3 separate regions of the Homo sapiens genome follow, and all the other regions are linked to region 1. A link is an interaction called in ENCODE POLR2A ChIA-PET data of the cell type or tissue named here. Cell type or tissue: endothelial cell of umbilical vein. All regions are shown on one strand. Region 1 overlaps LINC01999 (long intergenic non-protein coding RNA 1999). Region 2 overlaps APPBP2 (amyloid beta precursor protein binding protein 2). Region 3 overlaps APPBP2 (amyloid beta precursor protein binding protein 2).

Region 1 (2,500 bases):
AGTTTTATACCTCATACAGGCATAACATATTCAAAATATATTTGAGAGGGAGAGAGAAGAATGGGGAAAGAGGGAGGGGAGAAGAAAAAAGATGATGGGTAGGAAACTTCTTTAAAGTCATGTATCCTCTTCCTCATGCAGGGACAGTTTCTCAACTCTGGGAAGCACTGTTTTGTTTTGTTTTTTTTTTTTTTTTTTTTTTTTGAGACAGAGTCTCACTCTTGTCGCCCAGGCTGGAGGGCAATGGGGCGATCTCGGCTCACCACAGCCTCTGCCTCACGGGTTCAAGCAATTCTCCTGCCTCAGCCTCCCGAGTAGCTGGGATAACAGCCGCCTGCCACCATACCTGGCTAATTTTTTGTATTTTTAGTAGAGATGGGGTTTTGCCATGTTGGCCAGTCTGGTCTCGAACTCCTGATCCCAGGTGATCCGCCCACTTTGGCCTCCCAAAGTGCTGGGATTACAGGTGTAAGCCACCACGCCTGGGCTGGGAAGCACTTTTGATTCTGTGATAAGGAGGCAAAGTATTTCAAAGCTGGATTCTGGGAATGGCCTACCTTAGTCTTATATCTATTCTATTTTTCATAGTTACTTTTTTTTTTTATTTAAGGAAATGACAATCCTTATTTAGATCTTATCAGTTTTTTTACTAATATCTTTTTTCTGTTCCGGGATCCAATCCAGGATCCCACATTGTATTTAGTTGTCATGTCTCCTTATGTTACTGACCATGGGTTCTTGGGCTCTCAATGCAAAAGAAATTGACATGAGGCCAAAAGAGCTTTCCCAGACAAGGCTTCATTGGAGCTTATGCTGAGACATAAGGGAGGCAGCACAAAAGAAAGAATTCCCTGAAGAGCTGGTAGGGCTTTTTTGGTAGGCAAAGCATGAGAATTGACATCAAGGGTAGGGTATGCAGGCTGGGCTGGACAAAACACGTGATGGGTAGGGTATGCAGGTCAGCATATCTGATTGTGATGGTTTTCTTGAGTAATGGGCCAGCTGGTGGTCTGGCCAGGGCAACCAGGCTGTAAATCAGTTGTTCAGCATTCCTTCCTGAGGGGGAACACTCTGTGACCTTGATTATCTCCAAGGCCAGTTCCTGGAATTCTTTAAGTAAAAGGACTATTAGCAGTGACGTAGTTGTGTGAGCATTTCAGTGGGAATGCTCTAGTTGGGGGTGAGCTGAATGAAGCCAAGCCCCAACTCTACTTTGTCTCACTTGGACTCCTACAATCTGTGACAAACTTAGACTTTGTAAAAACAAAACAAAAAATCCCACATCTGTGACAAATTTAGACCTTGCCAAAGAGGTAAAGAGGCCATTGGATAAGGTAATGCAAGCCTAACCAAGTACTGAAGGTGAAACAAATTCTTCAGTGGGGAGCTAAATTTTAAGCTCCTCATAAGGCAAATGGAATGTTCATAGAGATTTTCCTTCAGAGGTTTCTACTTAGATCATTCTTTGGAATGCTCTATTCCAACCCTTTGATATATGTAGAGGGAGAGGCTAGGCTGCCCTTTCCCAGACACTGGTGAGCTGAGCAGTCTCTGTTAAAAATCTGTATTTATTTTTGCACACAAGTCCAAGAAAACATTATCAATTCTTTACAGGCAAAAGGAGATTTATTGGGTTTATTATTATTACTTTTTGAGACAGAGTCTCACTCTATAATCCAGGGTGGAGTGCAGTGGCACGATCTTAGCTTATGGCAACCTCTGCCTCCTGGGCTCAAGAGATCCTCCTACCTCTGCCTCCCCAGTAGCTGGAACCAAAGGCATATGCCACCATCCCCAGCTTATTTTTTAATTTTTATTTTTTGTAGAGACAGGGTTTTGCCATGTTGCCCAGGTTGGTCTCAAACTCCTGGGCTCAAGCGATCTGCCTACTTGGCCTCCCAAAGTGCTGGGATTACAGGCATGAGCCACCATGCCTGGCCCAGGAGATTTATTAATCAGCAAATGTATGTTGAGTACCTACTTGTACTTGGATCTTAGGTTTTGAGGAGGAAATAGGTGATCAATAAATTAACCAGATAAATTTATACCGGCTATGAAGAAAAAAAACAAAGTAATATGTTACGGTGTTGGGAGTGTGTATATGGTGGCTACTTTTGGTGATCAAGGTTGTTTTCTTTGAGAAAGTGACAGTTGAATTGAGATTTGAATGACAAGATGCTGCCAGTCATGTGAAGCCACAGAAAGAAAGTGTTCCAGGCAGAAGGAACAACTCCTCCACACACCCTAAGACAGGAATAGGCTGGTTTGTTTGAGAAACAGAAAGAAGGCCAGTGTGGCAACAGCATATTAAGCATAGAGAGATAAAAAATGGGAATAGATGTCACCCCACTTAACCAAATAAAACATCGGGAGTGAATAAGTATACTCTTCTTTTTACTTTTTTTGAGATGGAGTCTCACTCTACTGCCCAGACTGGAGTGCAGTGGTATGATCTCGGCTTACTGCAACCTCCTCCTCCCAAGTTCAAGCAATTCTGGCT
Region 2 (2,500 bases), 55 kb after region 1:
GTTGTATAGCTACATACAGCCTGAACTAACATTCAGTTTTCTGAGAATTTAAAAAAATACACTGATGGCCGGGCATGGTGGCTTATGTCTGTAATCTCAGCACTTTGGGGCCATGGTGGGAGGATTTTGCTTGAGTCCAGGAGTTCGAGACCAGCCTGGGCAACATAGTGAGATCCCATCTCTAGAACAAAGAAAAAAATTAGCCATGTGTGGTGTTGCATGCCTGTAGTCTCAGCTACTCAGGAGGCTGAGGCAGGAGGATTGCTTGAGCCCAGGAGGCTGAGGTTGCAGTGAGCTGTCATTGCATCACCGTACTCCAGCCTGGGTGACAGGGTGAGACCTTGTCTCAAAAAAAAAAAAAAAAAAAAAAATTAAATTTGGCTACTAAAATTATAAAAGTATCAGAATAAATTATTGGGTCAATATTTTGCAGTGGGAAATGACCAAAATTTCTTCTTTAAAGAAATTGTTTTTCTTTCTTTTTTAAGAGACAAGTCCTCCTTCTGTCTCCCAGGCTGTAGTGCAGTGGCATAATCATATCTCACTGCAACCTTGGACTCTTGGCCCCAAGTGATCCTCCTGCCTCATCGTCCCGAGTAGCTAGGACTACAGATGCTTGCCACCACACCTGGTTAATTAAAAAAAAAATTTTCTCCTTTCTGTAGGAGATAACAACAAAAAAAACCTTAAAAATTTTTTTTTTGTAGAGACCGACCGTATCTCACTTTGTTGCCCAAGCTGGTCTTGAACCTTAGCCTCAAGCAGTCTTCCCACCTCAGCCCCGTAATGTGCTGGGATTACAGGTGTGAGTCACTGTGCCTAGCCTAAAAAATTATTTTTAAGGTAATGTACAAATCATGAAAATGTCAAACACTATAAAAATAAGTGGCCAGGAGCAGTGGCTCATGCCTGTAATCCCAGCACTTTGGGAGACCAAGGCAGGAGGATTGCTTGAGCCCAAGAGTTTGAGACCAGCCTGGGCAACATAGGGAGACACTGTCTTTACCAGAAAAAAAAAAATTTATTCAGGTGTGGTGGTGCATGCCTGTGGTCCCAGTTGCTTGGGAGGCTGAGGTGGAAGGATCATTTGAAGCTTGGCAAGTCGAGGCCGCTCAGTGAGCTGTGATTGTGCCGCTGCACACTAGCCTGGGCAACACAGTGAGAACTTGTCTCAAAGGGGGGGAAAAAGGTAATGTAAAAATAATTTTAAAATCTATCTTTACCTCTTGTCTTACCTTGCCAACACTGTAATGCCATCTTGGCATGAAGAAGGCATTTCTAAGAATGAAACCAAAGCCCAGAAGGAAAAAAAAGAAATTGATGTGTTGGAATGCATTAAAAAGTAGAGCAGGGAGCAGTGGCTTACTCTTGTAATCTGAGAACTTTGGGAGGCCAAGGTGGGAGGATGGCTTGAGCCTAAGAGTTCTAGACCTGCCTGGGCAACATAGGGAGACCCTGTCTCTACAAAAAAATTAAAAATTAGCCAGACATGGTGGCACATGCCTACGGTCCCAGCTACTCAGGAGGATCGCTTGGGCCTGGGAGATTCAAGGCTGCAGTGAGTGGTTATCATGACACTGCACTCTCAGCCTCCAGAGTGAGACCCTGTCTCTCTCTCTTTCACACACACACACACACACACACACGGCTGGGCATGGTAGCTCATGCCTGTAATCCCAGCACTTTGAGAGGCCGAGGCAGGCAGATTGTTTAAGCCTAAGAGTTCAAGACTAGCTGTCTCTCTCTCTTACACACACACACACACACACACACACACACACACACACACACGCACGCACACACGGCTGGGCATGGTAGCTCATGCCTGTAATCCCAGCACTTTGAGAGGCCGAGGCAGGCAGATTGCTTAAGCCTAAGAGTTCAAGACTAGCCTGGGTAACATGGCAAAATGGTGTCTCAACCAAAAACAATAAAAAATAAGCTAGGCATGGCGACATACACCTGTAGTGCCAGTTACTTGGCAGAATTGCTTGAGCCCAGGATGCGGAGGTTGCAGTGAGCCAAGATCATGCTACTGCACTGCAGACAGGATGAGACTGTCTCAAAAAAAAAAAAAAAAAGGAAATTGTAAGAACACTTTAAAAAAACACTATGCAGATGACAGCATTTGACAGATGAAGGGCATGTTTTCTAATACAGAAAGATCTAATACTAATCAGTTTGAAAAAGGCAGCTAAGGCAACTAATTCATGTCCCAAAAACCAGTTTACAGAAGAGGAAATATGAATGGCCAATGAACATTAAAAGATACTCAACTGAAATACAAATTCAAATACAAGATAAAGCCAGATGCAAGGTAATCATGACGATGAAGAAAGAAAATCTGGAGGAATTCAACTTGTTACCTGGCTATAACAATTAAGGTAATATGGTATTGGCACATGGATTGACAAATAGACCAATGGATCAAAATCGACAGTCCAGAAACAGACTGACACATATACTATCACCTGTATTATGATAAAAGTGAGACAGCACT
Region 3 (2,500 bases), 58 kb after region 1:
TAGTTAGATCCAAAAAACTTCATATTATTTATGTCCTAACAACTTAAGATCTGTTTCTTAAAATGCACAAAAATTGAACGAAAAAACTTTCATTCTTAGACAACCACATTAACTAATGGGATGTTTGTTTATTGGGCACTGTACAGCGTCTCAAACCTTGGAATCAGATTGGATACCACCACTCTCATCTGGTTTTTTTTGTTTGTTTTTTTTTTGTTTTTGTTTTTTGAGAGGGAGTCTCACTCTTCCTCCGAGGCAGGAGTGCAGTGGCATGATCTCTGCTCACTGCAACCTCTGCCTTCTGGGTTCAAGCAGTTCTGCCTCAGCTTCCCCAGTAGCTGGGATTACAGGTGCGTGCCACCACACCTGGCTAATTTTTTATATTTTTGGTAGAGACGGGTTTTCACCATGTTGGCCAAGCTGGTCTCCAACTCCTGACCTCAAGTGATCTGCCTGTCTCGGCCTCCCAGAGTGTTGGGATTACAGGCGTGAGCCACCGCACCCAGCTTCATCTGATGTTCCTTATTGACTTTTTATATTACTCTTTTTATCACAGCAACCACTGAAAACACAGCTTCATAAAGATCTCATTGAAAGCAGTGTAGTATACCAGTCTAGTAGTTGGTATAGCGCATTGCAGATGCTGAATGTTGTTTCTCTCAAATTAAGAATATCTAGCAGGGCCTCAGGGCACCTTGGTGCACAGTTTGGAAACTGGATGTATAATATATGATCTCATTTATATGAAGTTCAAAACAGGCAAAATTTAGTTGTTGAAAGTTAGGAGACGCTATTCTTGGACAGTAGTGACGATGCAGGGACAGATATGAGGGGAGCCTTCTGAGATTGTGGTTATACTTTGTTATTATCTGGATGCTGGTTACAAGTGAAAAATTTATCAAGCTTCACATTTAAAATATGAGTTGTGCGCTCTTCTGTATGCATGTTATACTTTGATTTAAAAATGTTAAAATAGGCTGGGCGTGGTGGCTCATGCCTGTAATCCCAGCACTTTGGAAGGCCAGGGTGGGTGGATCGCCTGAGTTCAGGAGTTTGAGACCAGCCTTGCCAACATGGTGAAACCCCGTCTCTACTAAAAGTACAAAAATTAGCCAGGCATGGTGGCTGGTGCCTATAATCCCAGCTACTTGAAAGGCTGAGGCAGGAGATCTGCTTGAACCCAGGAGGTGGAGGTTGCAGTGAGCTGAGATCGTGCCACTGCACTCCATCCTGGGTGACAGGGTGAGACTCTGTCTCAAAAAAAAAAAAAAAAAAAAATTTAAAATAGGCCAGGCGCAGTGGTTGATGCCTGTAATCCCAGCACTTTGGGAGGCCGAGGTGGGTGGATTACTTGAGGTCAGGAATTCAACACCAGCCTGGACAACATAGTGAAACCCCGTCTCTACTAAACATACAGAAATTAGCTGGGCATGGTGGCGGATACCTGTAATCCCAGCTACTTGGGAGGCTAAGGCAGAAGAATCACTTGAACCTGGGAGGTGGCAGTTGCAATGAGCTGAGATTGCACTGCTGCACCCCAGCCTGGGCGACAGAGTGAGACCCTGCCTCAAAAAAAAAGAAAAGTTTTAAAATAACATCAGCCTTCACCTGTCAGATTGTCATGCTTTAAAAATTCAAATCACTCATACCCTTTAACCAACAATACAATTTAAAGAATTTTTCTTCCAGGAATACTTGTTGAATGTGTGGAAAATCCTGTTAGAGGATATTCAGTGTTTGTTCATAAGCAGCATTGTTTATGATGGCAAAAATTGAAAACAACCATATGCTAATCAGGAATGGAATATCATAGTGCATTTATAAAGAATGAGTATTCTATGTATACTAGAGATGCCAGAACATAGAGCAAGTAGGGAGAATAAAAAGTTTGTTACAAAGTAGTGTGAATAGAATCATCTTATGTGTGTGTTTTGTTTTTGTTTTTTTGATAGAAACGGGGTCTGGCTCTGTTGTCCAGGCTGGTCTTGAATTCCTGGCATTAGGCGGTCTTCCTGCCTTGGCTTCCTAAAGTGCTGGTATTATAGGTATGAGCCACCTTGCCTAGCCTCCATTGTGGGTTTTTTGTTTGTTTGTTTTGAGACAGGGTCTTGCTCTGTTACCCAGGCTGGAATGCAGTGGTGCAATCACCACTTACTACAACCTCCACCTCCTAGGCTCAAGTGATCCTGCCTAGTAGCTGGGACTTACAGGTGTGTACTGCATGCTCAGCTAATTTTTGTATTTTTTGTAGAGATGAGATTTTGCCGCATTGTTCAGGCTGGTGTTGAACTCCTGGGTTCAAGTGATCTTCCTGCCACAGCCTTTCAAAATGTTGGGATTATAATGGTGTGAGCCACCATGCCTGGCTGTGTTTTTTTTTTTTTTTTTTTTTTAATGTGGGGAAAATATGTATATGTGTTTGCATTGAAAGAAGAATATAGGGGAACACAACAAAATTTTAATGGTGTTTACTCCAGGGGTAGGATCGCAATTGCTTTTT

Evidence for each region. Peaks named below come from ENCODE experiments on the same cell type or tissue, not always from the same donor. Only the 100,000 strongest peaks of a DNase experiment are listed, where the experiment ranks them.
Region 2: POLR2A ChIA-PET joins it to region 1 with 5 read pairs; 16 of 35 experiments call an interaction of 5 or more read pairs at or near these places.
Region 3: POLR2A ChIA-PET joins it to region 1 with 5 read pairs; 16 of 35 experiments call an interaction of 5 or more read pairs at or near these places.

What each region holds. Positions count from the first base shown.
Region 1 is chr17:60,572,272-60,574,771 of GRCh38, reverse strand. All of the region lies in intron 2 of LINC01999 (long intergenic non-protein coding RNA 1999), which reads right to left. Among named protein-coding and RNA genes, the nearest start is that of LINC01999, 9.0 kb to the right of the region's middle. In endothelial cell of umbilical vein, no CTCF peak of the experiment used is centred here; a DNase peak (open chromatin) is centred at 1,021; H3K27ac peaks cover 2,447 bases.
Region 2 is chr17:60,517,650-60,520,149 of GRCh38, reverse strand. All of the region lies in intron 1 of APPBP2 (amyloid beta precursor protein binding protein 2), which reads left to right. It also overlaps the pseudogene LOC107984970. Among named protein-coding and RNA genes, the nearest start is that of APPBP2, 7.3 kb to the left of the region's middle. In endothelial cell of umbilical vein, no CTCF peak of the experiment used is centred here; no DNase peak of the experiment used is centred here.
Region 3 is chr17:60,513,891-60,516,390 of GRCh38, reverse strand. The region is part of intron 1 of APPBP2 (amyloid beta precursor protein binding protein 2); the gene reads left to right. It also overlaps the pseudogene LOC107984970. Among named protein-coding and RNA genes, the nearest start is that of APPBP2, 11 kb to the left of the region's middle. In endothelial cell of umbilical vein, no CTCF peak of the experiment used is centred here; no DNase peak of the experiment used is centred here.